2 separate regions of the Mus musculus genome follow, and region 1 is linked to region 2. The links are chromatin loops, found by intact Hi-C in ENCODE. Cell type or tissue: left cerebral cortex. All regions are shown on one strand.

The links. Peaks named below come from ENCODE experiments on the same cell type or tissue, not always from the same donor. Only the 100,000 strongest peaks of a DNase experiment are listed, where the experiment ranks them.
Region 1: it touches region 2 in a loop (8-fold over the local background); 13 of 42 quality-filtered maps call a loop at or near these places.

Annotation. Positions count from the first base shown.
Region 1 is chr3:107,186,772-107,194,771 of GRCm38, reverse strand. Kcna10 (potassium voltage-gated channel, shaker-related subfamily, member 10) reads right to left here. Exons shown (of 2, transcript NM_001081140.1): 2 at 1-773. The coding sequence starts at 717. Among named protein-coding and RNA genes, the nearest start is that of Kcna10, 7.6 kb to the right of the region's middle. In left cerebral cortex, a CTCF peak has its summit at 6,331 (motif pointing right); DNase peaks (open chromatin) are centred at 6,322, 7,051, 7,534, 7,941 and 2 more places; H3K27ac peaks cover 497 bases.
Region 2 is chr3:106,900,313-106,908,312 of GRCm38, reverse strand. It overlaps Gm27008 (a long non-coding RNA gene), which reads left to right. Exons shown (of 6, transcript XR_867553.3): 5 at 1,189-1,358; 6 at 4,383-5,072. Among named protein-coding and RNA genes, the nearest start is that of Gm35507, 25 kb to the right of the region's middle. In left cerebral cortex, a CTCF peak has its summit at 4,945 (motif pointing left); DNase peaks (open chromatin) are centred at 1,543, 3,514, 3,696, 4,930 and 1 more place.

The DNA of each region.
Region 1 (8,000 bases), 290 kb before region 2:
TGGGAGTGTCTCCAGGCAGAAGATGGTGATGGAGATGACTACAACCAAAACCGAGACCACAGCCACTCCTCGAGCTGCACTGGAGCTCTCGGGGTACTCAAAGAGAAGCCAGAATTGCCGGTGAAAGTCATTGGTGGGCAGCAGTGTCTCAGGGTCCTTAATGAAGCCTTCATCCTCCCGGAACTGGTCCATGGCCTCGCTACCCAGTTCATAGAAGGAGATCTCATCAGCGAAAACATCGATAGGCACGTTGGCTGGCCGCCGTATTTTCCCACCAGACTGGTAATAATATAAGATTCCATCAAAACTAGGTCTGTTTCTATCAAAGAAATACTCATTTCTCATGGAGTCAAAAAATTGCATCCTTTTCTCCCGGTCTCCCAGGAGTGTCTCTGGGAATTGATTAAGTGTTCTGAGCTGAGTCTCGAATCTCAGACCAGCAATGTTGATGATCACCCTTTGGTTTCCCTCATTCAAGACCACTGGCTCAGGTCCCGGGGGATCCACATACTCTCCTGGGATCTTGGAGAAGGCAGTTTCATGGTTGGTGTTGTCACTGATAAGGACTCTCCAATTGGAAAAGGGACTGCTACCAGGGCGGCCTTTTGAGCTGGTTGGGTCAAAGTCTGTGGCATAGCCTGGCTCTTCATGGATTTCATCCGAGTTATCAAAATTGACCAGAGCAACCTCCATTTCTTTCCAGCTACACACATCCATTCTAGGGAGTCAGGAGAACAGCATGAAGACCCCCAGTCTTTGCTACCCACTGGACGCTGTGAAGAAGAAGGAATTCATTATATGGGAGTCAAGGTAGGATTCAGCTGGCTCTTGACTGTTGAGGCAAGGTATAGCAGTGGATTAAGCAATGATTTAGCAATAGCTTGGGGAGGAATGCTGTGGTGTTTCCAGCAGCAATCATTCCTTGGCACTGTTTTGCTCCTCTGAGTTTGTACACACCATCTACTAGTTTAAAATAAAGTATGAGGAATGATCCTAGTGATGAGGGGCAAACTGTCTCCAGAGTAGGAAGACCTAGAAACACAGGGGCTTAAAGGTGGTCTCCAAAAGGAGAAAGTTAATGCTCCTTGATAATGAAAGTATAGTTGTAATCATGTGATGTCCGTCAGTTTATCCAGCATGTTCCCACACCCATTGCCACTCTTAACTCCTCTTTTCTGCATCCAACAGTCAAGTCATTTTCTTAAAACCCTCTCGTTTACATCTTTGACACCCAGCCAAAGCTCTGCTCTGTTCTGTCAAGTTGTGAGGTCTGGGATGGCGTTCAGGAAGACTAAAAAGACAGAGGCAGGGTGGCTGATCTACAATGTCTTCTTCAAGACTGGAGCCCCTTATCTGGAAGGAGATCTTTGAGGGTAGAGTTAGTGTGATACATGTGTGAAATGCTTGGCAGAGAGAGGATTGTATCTATTGCTGTGTTTGCCAGTGTTTCCACATCACAGAAAATTTAGAAGACACTAGCCAGTGGAAGTTTTGAGCTCTAAATCAAAGTGAATAATTTTCAGTGAAACTCCCTCTCTCTAGCATCCATCCCTCCCTCCTTCTCTCCCTCCCTCCCTCCCTCCCTCCCTCCTTCCCTCCCTCCCTCCCTCCCTTCCTCCCTCCCTCCTTCCCTCCTTCTTTCCCTCCTTCTCTCCCTATACCATCTCTGTGTGTAGGGGGCATTTGGGGTAGGCTTAGGACCAAAGCTTGGATATGAATGAACATAGATGAACACTCTCCAGGTTCCTGCCAGCTTCTGTTTCTATTGAAGAACACTAGCCAGGCAGGCTAGAGTGAGTGTGGAGGCAGAGGTAAGTGACCTAACCTGAGGTGGTATCTGTAGTGACCATGGCATTGGAATAGTTACATCACAGGGGCCAGGGAGCCCTGCTGTGTACAGCATTGTAGTCTCTTCAAAGTGATTTCACATTCCCTTATCTCACTGGTTGGCAATAGTTAGAAGACAGCTGTATTGTATTGTATGGGCAAGTGACTTCCAACAACTCTATAGCTAGTGCTGCAGAGTTCTGTGAGCTCTGTTGTAGTCTCTTGGCCCAGAACCATCTCTACTACACCACAGGGGACTGAGGGGTGGGGAGCCAGGCTTATAGAATCTTGGGATCTCAGCTCTTTGGAGGCTTGCCCTGTTCTGCTTCGCAATCCATGTACGTGAATGAGGTGGTTAGGTCAGAATCCTGAACACTTTCTCTGCCTCTTGGGCATCTGTGGCCTTTGCTGCCTTCCAGATTTCAGTGAGCGACTCCTTCTATATAGACTGCGGAAGATATACTCACGTGGGCACCTTGCATGAGGCTTGGCAAGGAGCAAGTGGTTGGAACATAGGTCAGAACTGTGTGTAAGATTTTTGAGAACAGAACCAGTTGACAGCAGCTCAAATCCTAGGTCTACACAGGTGACCCTAAAGTGTTAGCTGTGTGGCTGAAAGTGACCTGGCTTGGAGCTTTGTTTCGCTACTTAGGGGTTGAATATTTTTGAATAAACTACTGGATTTTATAACTCTTAGTTTTCTGGTATATGAAATGGGTAAGAAGAATAGTAATTCCCATCTGAAAGACTATACTGAGGGGCTGGGAGGAGCCTTAGTGGGTAAGAGAGTTTGCTATGCGAGTATGAAGAGATTCATTTGGATCGCTGGTACCCATGTGAAAACTGGTGTGTCACAATCTCATCTAATTTCAGTTCTCTCTCCCTCCCCCTCTCCATCCCTTCCATGTGTGTGTGTGTGTTGAGGTAAGAAGCTTGTGTGCTTGCTAAGACTTTCTGGCTAGCCAGTCCAGCTGAAAAAGCAGTGAGTGCCAAGTTCAGTGGAGATCCTGTCTCAAGGGAATAAGGAAGAGACAGAGAAAGCAGGACACTAGCTGTCCTTCTCTGCCCTCTGGGAATAGGACAGGTGCACCTGAACTCATGTGTACAAACTTGAATCCCAAAAGAAAAGGTAGAGAGAGAGAGAGAAGAGAGAGAGAGAGAGAGAGAGAGAGAGAGAGAGAGAGAGAGAGAGAGAGAGAGAGAGAGAGATTATATTGAGAATTACATGGGATGTAACTTTCTAAATTGTAAGTCATCTTTTCTTTAAATGTGGGTAACTGCCCTTCACCCTCCCTACCTCCCTTCCTCATCATTACAGCAAACTCAAGGGTAGAAATGGGGTCCATGTGAGGAAATGCAGGAATCTTAACTCCATACCCTTTCCATCTGCTCTGCCTGACCCACCACTAAGCTGTCCCACTTCTAGGTTACGTTGCCTCTTTGTCATCTTCCCTGCTCATGTGGAGATGGTCTATAACCTGCCACAGAACCTATGCTGGCCAGTCCAGCTTTATCTGCCTTTGTGTGCCCTGGCCTGCTGCACTGACTACTCTTCAGCTCTCCGTGTGGAGGGACACTATCCACGGGCTCAGCCTCAGTACCTACAACCTCTTCAAGTGTCCAGAGTACAGGCAATGCCTAGCAGGGCATTCCTTGTGTTTTTTGCATGTTCCTGAAGGACAGGGTTTATCTTGAATCACTCTCTGTACCAGTGTCCAGTCTGAGGTGGCAGGTAGGAGGAGGGTGGAGGGTTTGAGAAACAGCATCATTTTAAGCAGTGCACCCACACTGAGTGGTTATTTGGTAAATATTCTTTACAAGGTTGGTTAATAAAAACAGGAAAGAGTAATTGCATGTTCCTGAGGGTAGGGGCCATGTCTAGTTTTACAAACTCAGCCCACCCCAAGTGCTCAGTTAATGTCTGGGGATGGAATGATGGAGTGGTAAGGATGAGTGGCAGGCAGCATGCTGGGCTCTGAGCCAGGACTATTGTCTACACTAACTGCTTGCAGTGTCTCATCAAGCCTCCGTGTTGTCATCTATAATAAGAAAATAGGCTGAGTCAAAGGAGCCAGATAGGAACATATAGAATAACTTCATGAATACAAAACCTCAGAAATGCTAATCTAGAGCAGCAGAAAGCTGATCAGCAGTGGCCTGGGAGAGAGGGCAGGAAGACGGGAGGAATCACCAAGTGGGCACCAGTAATGGTCTTACAGGTGTATACGCATATCAGAAAGCACCAGGCTGCATGCTTTAGATCTAGTGTGCATCACAGTATGCCACTGCATCCTTCAGGATAAAAGGAGAGCAAGCAAACAAAGATCAGAGTGCTTGCTTTGCCACTGTTCTGCAAGATCTGGGTAAGGACCAAGGGAAATGACATGGGAGGGTGCTTTGCAGGCTGCCACGGGCTGCGTGTGTGACCTTGCATGGAACTCACATGGTGCCCAGATCCGAGACAGCTCACATTGTAAGGGATCAGCAGATGCTCTTTAAAAATAATTTTTTTGAGAAGTTCACTTACAAGTACAGATACGTTACTTGTATCTCCCAATTCATCTTGTGTCTCCACTTTCCCAAGTTCATGATCTCTTCTATATTCATTATACGTTGTAGACATAATCTATATGATCCACAGAGTCTGTTCAGTGTTGCTCATATGTACTTAGGGTTGTTCACTTGATACTGAATATTCCATTACGGGGATTATGCTCAGAGAAAATGGATTCTCCGCTTCTCAGATCAGAATCCATTGTTTGACTGCCTGTAGCTCTTCATGGAGAGGCAGGGCCTTGTGATGTCCCACGATGACATGTTGACTGGTGTGGTATACATGCAGCTCTTGTTTAGGTTATCATATTGTGGAAATTCTGTCAACTCTGTCGTGTCTAGAAGACACGACTATCTTGCTAGTTGGCTAGGATCAGCAGATATTTATTAGCAAGAGGGAATGCAACCTGTGACCTGGGCTCACTGTGGTTTCTGGATCTATAGAGGAGGGCTGCCCCTGTGAGGACCAGTTTTTGTTTTTGTTTTGTTTTTTGTTTTTGTTTTTGTTTTGTGTGTGTGTGTGTGTGTGTGTGTGTGTGTGTGTCACCCTAGCAGAGAAAAGTCTGAAACCTGAAACGTTAATGCAGCCTCTGGCCATAGAAGCTACCTCCCACCCCAGCCCCCTGCCTCATGCTACTTTGTTTCAATGGTCATTTCTAGAAACTAAGGTTGAATTTCATTCTTTCCCTGGATACACAGCCTGTGGTATCATTCTCTGGGTTGGAAAGGGCCCCCAGTGAGGATGGAGCCGAGGACATTTGGAGCAGCTTCCATTGTTATGTTTGCTGGTGTGACTTCTAATAACAGCCATGACTCTTATGTGTCGGACCTTCCAAAGCCTCGAAGAATTGCTCTGACTCCAAGCAGAGCTTTTACCCATGGCTGAAGGGATCACAATGTCTGACTCCTCTCACAATCTGTATTCTTGTCCGGTACAGTGCTGGCTGCACCAGTGTGCAGATGGACCTTGTTCCCCATGGCACACTTAATCCTCCTTCTCGGCTGCCGTGTGTGCAGGCCACTCTTCTAACCTTGCCTGGAGGGAAAGCTGTCCTGGAGGGTGCCAGGTGGAGATACTTCTGTCCTCTTGAGAGCTGTCTAGAGGTTGTCTATACCTTTCAGTGCTATTGGTTCGTGTTTTTCCTCCAGAGGGTGGCTATGTTTGTATCCTGTAGCATCTAGCACTGGGGAACAGTCTAGCCGCCCACTGTCCTAGGGTGTCTCAAATACACTAGGACTTACTTGTCATCTTACTGCTCTTCCCCAGAGCCAGACAGACTTGTTGTATGGCCTGAGGCACTTCATAGATACTGAGAAGTGCTTCTAACCCATTTCCACTGCCTTTGCACAGATCACAATGTTCCCAGCTTCACCGCTACTCTATAGCATGTCTGGACTTTTGGTCCATACATAGATGTTGATGAGTCTTTGTGGTGTGGGTGGTCTCTGCCATAATCAAACCTGGAACTTTCTGTGCACTTCACTATAGGCTTCTAACCATTATGCAGATGTCGGTGGCTGGTGCTGGTGCTGCAGGTCTAACTTTGCAAGGTCACTGAGCTGTACTAAGCAGAAAGGATCTGGAGCCCATTCCTTGGCCTCTCTACACAGGTTGTCTTTGGTTGCCTAGCAACCTAACACCTCCTCCATAGTCAAGTAAGGTAGCAGCTGTCAGAGAGTCTGATAATGACTACAAGAAGTCATCTGCAAAGACAACTGTGTATACTGTGCCTCTAGGCCCCAGGTCTCCGAGACAGGGAGCACACGGGTATCTGTCACTGGCAAGGTCAGATGTTTCAGGGCTGTCAGTTGATGGAGGAGACCAGACCAGGGAGTTCTCAAGCAGGGCTAGAGTGGAATCGTGTTTTCATTGCCTTGTGGGGCTCTGAGTGGAGGATTGCCAGAAAAGGAGATGGAAGACTGACTGTGGCGCTGCTCTGTCTGGACAGGAGAGGGCGATCTTGTCTTGCTGGAAGCAATTTCTGGCCTCTCTTATGCTCCCTTCATCTTTGAGTTCCCTCTTTTACTCTATGGCTAGCTAGCTGCAAGACTTGGTGGTCTTCTCCAGGCTAGCTCTCAAGGCCATCACTTTCATCTCTCTTCAGCAAAACACTGTCACATTGAGTGGCTGTGGGTACAGGCTCTGGGGGCAGAGACAGGGGCCAGCTCTCAGTTTCTGTGTGGCTCTTCATCCTACGTTGTCTGTCCATCTGCTACCTGTGTGACTAAGGACAAGTTGGTAGGGCTTTTGACTTAAGGTGCCTCAGACTTATGGTGACATCCTTGCTTTCTGCCTCAAGAGTTGCTGGAGAGGCACTTATGCCACACAGAAGCACCTCCCATGTGGGTGCTGATAGTGTCAGGGTGAGATGGGTCCTTTTTCCTTGCCCTCTCTTGGTACTGAGTTCTACACTTACTGGTGCAGTAGCAGGGCTCTCTCAGAGGCTGCCTGAGATGCATATGATGCTCAGTGAGTGGAAGGCCAGCAGAGGCGGACTTCTGTGGCCTGATCTCTTGTGCTCTGATAAGACTATCTCCTCCTATCCTGGCACAATGGGTGAGGTGATTGCTCACCTCAGATTAACAATGCATACCAAATCCATAAGGGGTTTGAGCCTGGCAGTTTCCACTGTCATTGGCAGGGATCCTTATCTTCATTTAACCCAGAGAGACACTGAGTCCAGGAAGGTATATGACTAGTCCATGCTAGGAAGCTGTGACTGACACATGGGTGTTCTAATTCCAAACTCAACACTCTTCCTATTATCCTCTAATTCCACAATAGCGAACCCACATGCGTGATGCTCACGTGAGTTCATTCAATTTGTCTGGAAACTGTGACACACACACACACACACACACACACACACACACACACACACACTAGAGGCATGCAGAACAACATATGCCCACACATAGACACATGTGTGCCTTCTTGTACAAATACTCATAGACATATGTATATTACACACATAATTACCAAGACATCCGAGCACATATGCAGATACATAGGGACAGACTCCTGCAACACCACCCACACTGCACAGATGTTTCTATTCCAGGGGTGTCTGGCCCCTTTCTCCAACTTAATCTTTTTGCCTCTTGGAACAGGAGCATGTTCTGTTGCTTGCAGCAATAGAAGGCAGAGAGGACTGGAGGGGGCTCAGATGGCTGGTCACATGGATCTCTTCCTTGTTAGAGTGTCGATGGGCACAGCGTGGGCAGTGTGTCTCTCTCCCTGTGAGGACTGCTCAAGGACAAAGCTATCTTCTGAAAGAGATGGAAAGATGCAGGCAAGAGCTCTTTCATTTAAACCCTGAGTAACAGCAACAATGCCGAAAAGAATGAGCCCAGGATAATTCATTCTGGTAGCAATGTGAGGCTTACAGTTCAGCTGCTATTATCAGTGGGGACCAGAACCTACTGATCTTGGGGAAAATAATTTTACTTTGTAAGTCAGCTAGGAAAAAGGTCTCTTGGATTCTTTTCCCTGGACCTCTTAGGTTTGTGCATTAAGGGCCCCTGTTGCCTCCCTATTTGCCTGGGAGAGAAGGGTGCATCTGTCTCTATGGTGACAGGTTTCTAGACGCCAGGGAAAATATGAGGAAGCCTTGGGTTTG
Region 2 (8,000 bases):
CTTCTTCTTCTTCTTCTTCTTCTTCTTCTTCTTCTTCTCCTCCTCCTCCTCCTCCTCCTCCTCCTCCTCCTCCCCCTCCCTCCTCCCCCTCCCCTCTCCCCGTCCCTCTCCCTCTCCTCCTCCTTCCTCTCTGTCTCCTTCTCCCACTTCCCCCCTCCCCCTCCCCCTCCTCCTCCTCCTCCTTCTTCTTTTATTGGATATTTTCTTTATTTACATTTCAAATGTTATCCCCTTTCCCAGTGGTTTCCCTCCCTCCCGGAAACCCCCTATCACATTCTCCCTGCCCTGCTTCCTCCACCACCCATCCACTCCTATCTCCCTGCCCTCAATTCCCCTACACTGGGGCATCTATCAAGCCTTCACAGGACTAAGGACCTCTCCTTCCATTGATGCATGACGAGGCCATCCAATGCTACCTATGCAGCTGGAGCCATGTGTACTCCTTTGTTGATGGAATAATGCATGGGAGTTCTGGTGGAGGAGTCTGGTTGGTTGATATTGTTGTTCTTCCTATGGGGTTGCAAACCCCTTCAACTCCTTCAGTCTCTTCTCTAACTCCTCTATTAGGGACCTCAGGCTCAGTCTAATGGTTGGCTACTAACATCTGCCTCTGTATTTGTAAGGCTCTGGCAGGGCCTCTCAGGAGACAGCCATATCAGGTTCCTTACAGCATGCACTTCTTGGCATCCACAATAGTGTCTGGGTTTGGTAACTGTATATGGGATGAACACCCAGGTGGGGCAGTCTCTGGGATGGAGTACTACTCAGCTATTAAAAAAGGTGAATTCATGAAGTTTTTAGGCAAATAAATAGAACTAGAAAATATCATCCTGAGTGAGGTAACCCAATTGAAAAAGAAAACACATGGTATACCCTCACTGTTAAGTGGATACTAACCACAAAGCTCCAAATAACAAGGATACAATTCACAGACCACATGAAGTTCAAAAAGAAGGAAGACCAAATTGTGGATACTTTGGTCCTTCTTAGAAGGAGAACAAATACTCGCAGGAGCAAATATGGAGACATCTTCTCTTTCTAAGCAAATGGTTGCATCCTCCAAGATGCTTTTGTCAGAACCCAGAAGCAGTACCTGACCCCACTTTTTCCTTCACTTTCACCTCTCCACTTCTGAAGTCACCACTTACACAACATCCACAGATCTCTCTGTTCTGCCTTTTCTCTAAGCTGTTCCACACTCAAGCCCTACTTACCATCTTTTCCTGAACAACCCCGGGAGCCTCCTGTTTTCCGTTTCCAAACTTCAGCCAACTTGAAATCAATGGGCAGTGATGACTCCTTGGCTGTGCTTCAAGTTTAAAAGGATAAGACGTCAAAGCAATGACAGCAGGAAGAATGTAAGTTAGACTTAAAAACAACTTTTTGTCAAAATACTGACTTTGTACGTGTGTGGGATGGATATTGACTTGGAAGAAGCAGAAGGAAAACTTCTAGGCTGCTATAAGTATTCTATAACATGATGTAGGTGTTGGTTATTGTGGGTGTGCATATATATTCATATAAGTTATACCTCAATTTTGAAAAGATTAAAAAAAAAAAAGGAAAAGATGTTTTGCCAAGACTATAAAGACAGTTTGGCAGGATGTGAAGGGCTGCTGCAAATTGGCTTTCCTGGTTTTCTTTTAGAATAGGATAGAGTTCTAGCCTCCTAGGGCTTGCAGTGCCTTGAATTAAAGATATATAATGCGAATCACACTTGTTTTGCTCTGTTCTACCCATGGCTTTGCACTAGGTGCATCGTGATGAATATTTAATATGCCACTTAACATTTCATCATAGAAGAGTATTTAAAGGCATTATGAATAATTAATATTTTGGGTAGAAAACTGCTTGAGAATGTCCAGTCTGGACCACTCTCACTGTGGGACCAAATCATTATGAAATTCTTTGGGTGAAATGCTGTCATCTGCATGCCAAGCTTTTCCTGGATCTGCCCAAATGACTCAGTGTACATTAGCTTTAAAATAAGCTAATCCACATAGAGACTCTAGTGATAAAGAGTAACAATTCACAGCTGGGCAGTGGTGGCACTTGCCTTTAATTCTAGCACTTGGGAGGCAGAGGTAGGCGGATTTCTGAGTTCAAGGCCATCTTGGTCTACAAATTGAGTTTCTGGACAGCCAGGGCTATACAGAGAACCCTGTCTCGAAAACAAGCAAACAAACAAACAAACAAACAACAAAACAAACAAACAAACAAAAAACCCAAGAGTAACAATTTACACTTATGGAGTGACACAGTAACACATACTGTTTCCCAAAGAAGTGCAGGTGATGAATTTCTTTCTCATGTCGCAAGACAATGGGAGATCTTGATCAACTGTCTGGCACACAACGTGCAGGCACAACCTAGATGTATTGTCACCTTCTGGCAGGTGCATGTGTTTGCTGAATTGTTTGACATGGAATTGAAGGAGTTTTGAGTACTGTAGTTCAAGTATGGGGTCCAGAGCTACATTATTTGTGTTTAGTGACTGCAAGCTTCTTAGCCATAGGTAAGACAAGCATCAGTTGCATAGGGCTTTTTTCATAATTTTAAGTTTTAATTATTTTACATGTAATAAACAACCCTCAGCATATGATATGACTTCTATGACTAAAGAGACTGAATCATACTTCATACACACACACACACACACACACACACACACACACACACACATTTTTGTAAGAACTGATAAAAATTTCAGACCACAAGCCTGTGTTTTTTTTTCAATTTTTTATTAGGTATTTTATTCATTTACATTTTGAATGCTATCCCAAAAGTCCCCTATACCCTCCCCCCGCCCCGCTCCCCTACCCACCCACTCCCACTTCTTCGCCCTGGCATTCCCCTGTACTGGGCATATAAAGTTTGCAAGACCAAGGGGCCTTTCTTCCCAATGATGGCTGACTAGGCCATCTTCTGCTACATATGCAGCTAGAGACACAAACTCTGGGGGTACTGGTTAGTTCATATTGTTCCTCCCATAGGGTTTCAGACCCCTTAAGCTCCTTGAGTACTTTCTGTATCTCCTCCATTGGGGGCCCTGTGTTCCATCCAATAGATGATTGTAAGTACCCACTTCTGTATTTGCCAGGCACTGGCATAGCCTCACAAGAGACAGCTATATCAGGGTCCTTTCAGCAAAATCTTGCTGTAAGTCTATGTTTTAAACTACTACTAACCCTTTCCTTGAAAGCCTTACACCCTGGGTACATGCATGCTCCATATCAGGGAATCAGAGAAGGTAAACATGTCTTCTTTCTCTGAATCTTGGCGTCAGGATGCAGGCCTGGATGAGGGCCTGATGGTGGCATCGACAAATCTAAGTTCTAGCCTTGTCACCTCCTTTCACCTGTGCAGCCTGTGTAGGTCAGTCACTTCTTGGCTGCTAACTCTACAGTAAGGAATTAGACTAGAGGGCTCCAAAGAGCCTTCTGACTGAAACCTTGGCACTCCCCACCTGCAGCCCAAACAGCCTTCCCTACATCATTCCTCTGTTTTGTTAAGTGACTGTGATAGGAGACTGAGACTGATGAGCTACGGGTATGTGAAATGTCTGAAGGCATCTCAGATAACAAATGGAAAGGAGCAAATCTTTCTTTCAGGCTTGCCAGTATTGATTTCCTCCAAATGAAGGCTCAATGCACTGCTGAGATGGGAGGCAGTGTTAGTACACAATGTTCTTCCTCAGTCCACAGAGGGCAGATCTTCATAAAGCAGTCTGCTCCAGTTGTGTGTCTATTTAATTCTTTCTATGTGCTGCTTCCTATACCATAAGGAACCAATTAAACTCCAAAAAGGGAAAATGTATGCTTGTATCTGAGAATAGAGCAGTATCAGACGAATTTGACATTGTAATTTTCCATGACCTTGGAAGACAACCTTGGGATAGTTGATCCTGAGTCCTCATTCTTTATTCACACATCATCCTGATGCTTGAGAAAGAATCATTAGGAGTGTTGTAAACAGCTGTCGGATTACAAAACAGCTCTGCTGCTCAGTGGGTGACTGCATTCTATGAATAATTGTCACTTTCAAAGGTAAAAACTGAGATCCAGACCAGCTCAGTAACGTCTCCAGAGGAGACTGGCAGAGCAAGCACAAACTGGACCTTAAGTGCCAGACTTTTGTGTCTCTAACCAGAACTCTTTCCACTTAGCCCACCCAGAGACAGGTGGGCCCTTATATAATGTTTCCCTGAGTTGTGGCAGTGAAGCCAGAAAACTGTAGCATCTGGGGACTACTCTGGTCCTTTTCTATATATCCATAGGTAATCCTGCCAATTAAATTCCTATAACACATAAAGTGCAAAGAATTTTATCACTATTGTCTTTTACTTCAAACTCATCTCTGATCTTTGCTTCCGTGGTCAACAGATCTTTAAAGTTAAATTATGTTAATTTACGAATACAACAACTTCAGAAATTATACCACCTCATGTCAATCCACAAAGACTACTTAAATGCTCTGCAACCAACTTTGAAGGTCACCTTGAATTTGAGCTTCACGGAGGGTCTAGAATGTGATCATCTGACAGCAAGACAGGAAGAGCCCAGTCCTTTTAGTTTGATTTGCTTCACTTTCCCTTCTTTTGTATGACATGGATGCACTTAATATCCAGAGGTACTAATGTGTTTCCCTTGTCTGGGATGATGTTCAGTGATAGCCCAGCTGTTGTTCCTCCACATACTTTTACACTCTCCTGTCTCACTCCCTTTTCTCTTCAAGCAACAGAAATGCCTATACATTAGGGATAGAAATACCTGAATACATTCAGACATTTGGGGGACACTATCTGGGGTGGGCGCTTTCAGTAGAAACAATGTCTGAGAGTATAAACATGAATCTGTGATTCCGACACTCAACACAGGGAAACTTAACTGCATTCAGCTTCTGGAGACATTTCCCTGGATGTCTTTGCTGTTTTGATTTTTCTGTAGTGGTGCTCTGCCCTCTGGTGTTCAATGTGTAGAATTAAGTTCAACTTCACACTGATTTCAGAACTGTGCTCTCATTGAAGACCCAGAGATGAATCCACACACCTATGGTCACTTTATCTTTGACAAGGGAGCTAAAACCATCCAGTGGAAAAAAGACAGCATTTTCAACAAATGGTGCTGGCACAACTGGCAGTTATCATGTAGAAGAACGCGAATTGATCCATTTCTATCTCCTTGTACTAAGGTCAAATCTAAGTGGATTAAGGAACTCCACATAAAACCAGAGACACTGAAACTTATAGAGGAGAAAGTAGGGAAAAGACTCAAAGATATGGGTACAGGGGAAAAATTCCTGAATAGAACAGCAATGGCTTGTGCTGTAAGATCAAGAATCAATAAATGGAACCTCATAAAATTGCAAAGCTTCTGCAAAGCAAAAGACACCGTCAATAAGACAAAAAGACCACCAACAGATTGGGAAAGGATCTTTACCTATCCCAAATCGAATAGGGGACTAATATCCAATATATATAAAGAACTCAAGAAGGTGGACTCCAGAAAATCAAATAACCCCATTAAAAAATGGGGCTCAGAGCTGAACAAAGAATTCTCACCTGAGGAATACCGAATGGCAGAGAAGCACCTGAAAAAATGTTCAACATCCTTAATCATCAGGGAAATGCAAATCAAAACAACACTGAGATTCCACTTCACTCCAGTCAGAATGGCTAAGATCAAAAACTCAGGTGACAGCAGATGCTGGCGAGGATGTGGAGAAAGGGGAACACTCCTCCATTGTTGGTGGGATTGCAAGCTTGTACAACCACTCTGGAAATCAGTCTGGCGGTTCCTCAGAAAATTGGACATAGTACTACCGGAGGATCCCACAATACCTCTCCTGGGCATATATCCAGAAGATGTCCCAACCAAGCATGAAGAACACATGCTCCACATAGCAGCTTTGTTTATAATAGCCAGAAGCTGGAAAGAACCCAGATGCCCCTCAACAGAGGAATGGATACAGAAAATGTGGTACATCTACACAATGGAGTACTACTCAGCTATTAAAAAGAATGAATTTATGAAATTCCTAGCCAAATGGATGGACCTGGAGGGCATCATCCTGAGTGAGGTAACACATTCACAAAGGAACTCACACAATATGTACTCACTGATAAGTGGATATTAGCCCAGAAACTTAGGATACCCAAGATATAAGATACAATTTGCCAAACGCATGAAATTCAAGAAGAACAAAGACCAAAGTGTGGACACTTTACCCTTTCTTAGAAATGGGAACAAAACGCCCATGGAAGGAGTTACAGAGACAAAATTTGGAGCTGTGACGAAAGGATGGACCATCTAGTGATTGCCATATGCAGGGATCCATCCCATAATCAGCTTCCAAATTCTGACACCATTGCATACACTAGCAAGATTTTGCTGAAAGGACCCAGATATAGCTCTCTCTTGTGAGACTATGCCGGGGCCTAGCAAACACAGAAGTGGATGATCACAGTCAGTTATTGGATGGGTTACACGGCCCCTAATGGAGGAGCTAGAGAAATTACCTAAGGAGCTAAAGGGAACTGCAACCCTATAGGTGGAACAACATTATGAACTAACCAGTACCCCGGAGCTCTTGACTCTAGCTGCATATGTATCAGAAGATGGCCTAGTCGGCCATCACTGCAAAGAGAGGCCCATTGGACTTGCAAACTTTATATGCCGCAGTACAGGGGAACGCCAGGGCCAAAAAGGGGGAGTGGGTGGGTAGGGGATTGGGGGGGGTGAGTATGGGGGACCTTTGGGATAGCATTGAAAATGTAAACGAGGAAAATACCTAATAATAAAAAAAAATAGGAAGATTGTTTCCCGGGCTCCTTTACAACAGGGAAAAGAGATGGAGTATGGCACCGGATGGAAAAGAAACACTGGACCAGGTCCCTGGACATACAGAATCAGTCCCCCCTCACTCCCACGGTACCCAAGAGTTTGAAGTAAGGAGGGATATTCCCTCTTGTAGTGTCAGTGTGGCCATTTTGTACCTCTCCTTTCTCCCTTGGTCCCCTAGACAGATTTTCCTGTGTCTTGTTGGACTAGTTAAGACTGTCAAGACAAGAACGAGTAGATTGCAAGAACACAATAATTAGTCATGTCTTTGTGGGGAGAATACGTAAATCTAGTAAGGTTATTTCATCCTTTTGACTCATAAAGTTAATAATAATCACAATTTCTATAATTAGAGAGATTTGTTGAAGGACAAAACATTTCAATTAGGCAGAATAAATTGTGGTGAGAATTTTTAACAAGAGCAGACTATACACTTGAAAACCATGAGAGTAAATTTTAAGTGTTCTCGGTACAGAAGGCTAAGAATGTGCAGTAATACATTTGTAATAGCTAGATTTAGCCATTCTGTATGGTTAAGCTGCCATGCTATACACCACAAATACATATACGATTTACTTGTCAACAACAAAAAGTCATGCACACACAAATTTATTTACAGTGGTTTGTCTGGGCAAGAACATTCTTGTTTTCTGTGATCTATCTTTTTTTAAATTATTTATTTAGTTTTTATTACTTTTAGTTTTTTTTTATAGTCCAGTCATTGCCCCCACTCCCAGTCCACCCTCCAATAGTTCCTTATTCCATTTCTCCTCCCCTGTGTCTCCAAGAGAATGTCCCCACCCCAGCCAGGCCTCTCCACTCACTGGGGCCTCAAGTCTCTCAAAGGTTAGGCACGTCTTCTCCCACTGAAGCCAGGCCAGGCAGTCTTCTGCTATATATGTGTTGAGGGCCCCACACCAGCTTCTGCATGCTGCCTAGTTGGTGGCTCAGTGTCTGAGAGATCTCAGGGGTCCACGTTAATTGAGACTGCTAGTCTTCCAATGGGCTTGCACTTCTCCTCAGCTTCTTACAGCATTTCCCTACTTCAACCACAGGGGTCCTTGATTTCAGGGTGTAAGTATCTGTCTCAGCCAGCTGCTTGTTGGGCCTCTCAGAGGACAGCCATGCTAGTATCCTGTCTATAAGCATACCATAGGGTCA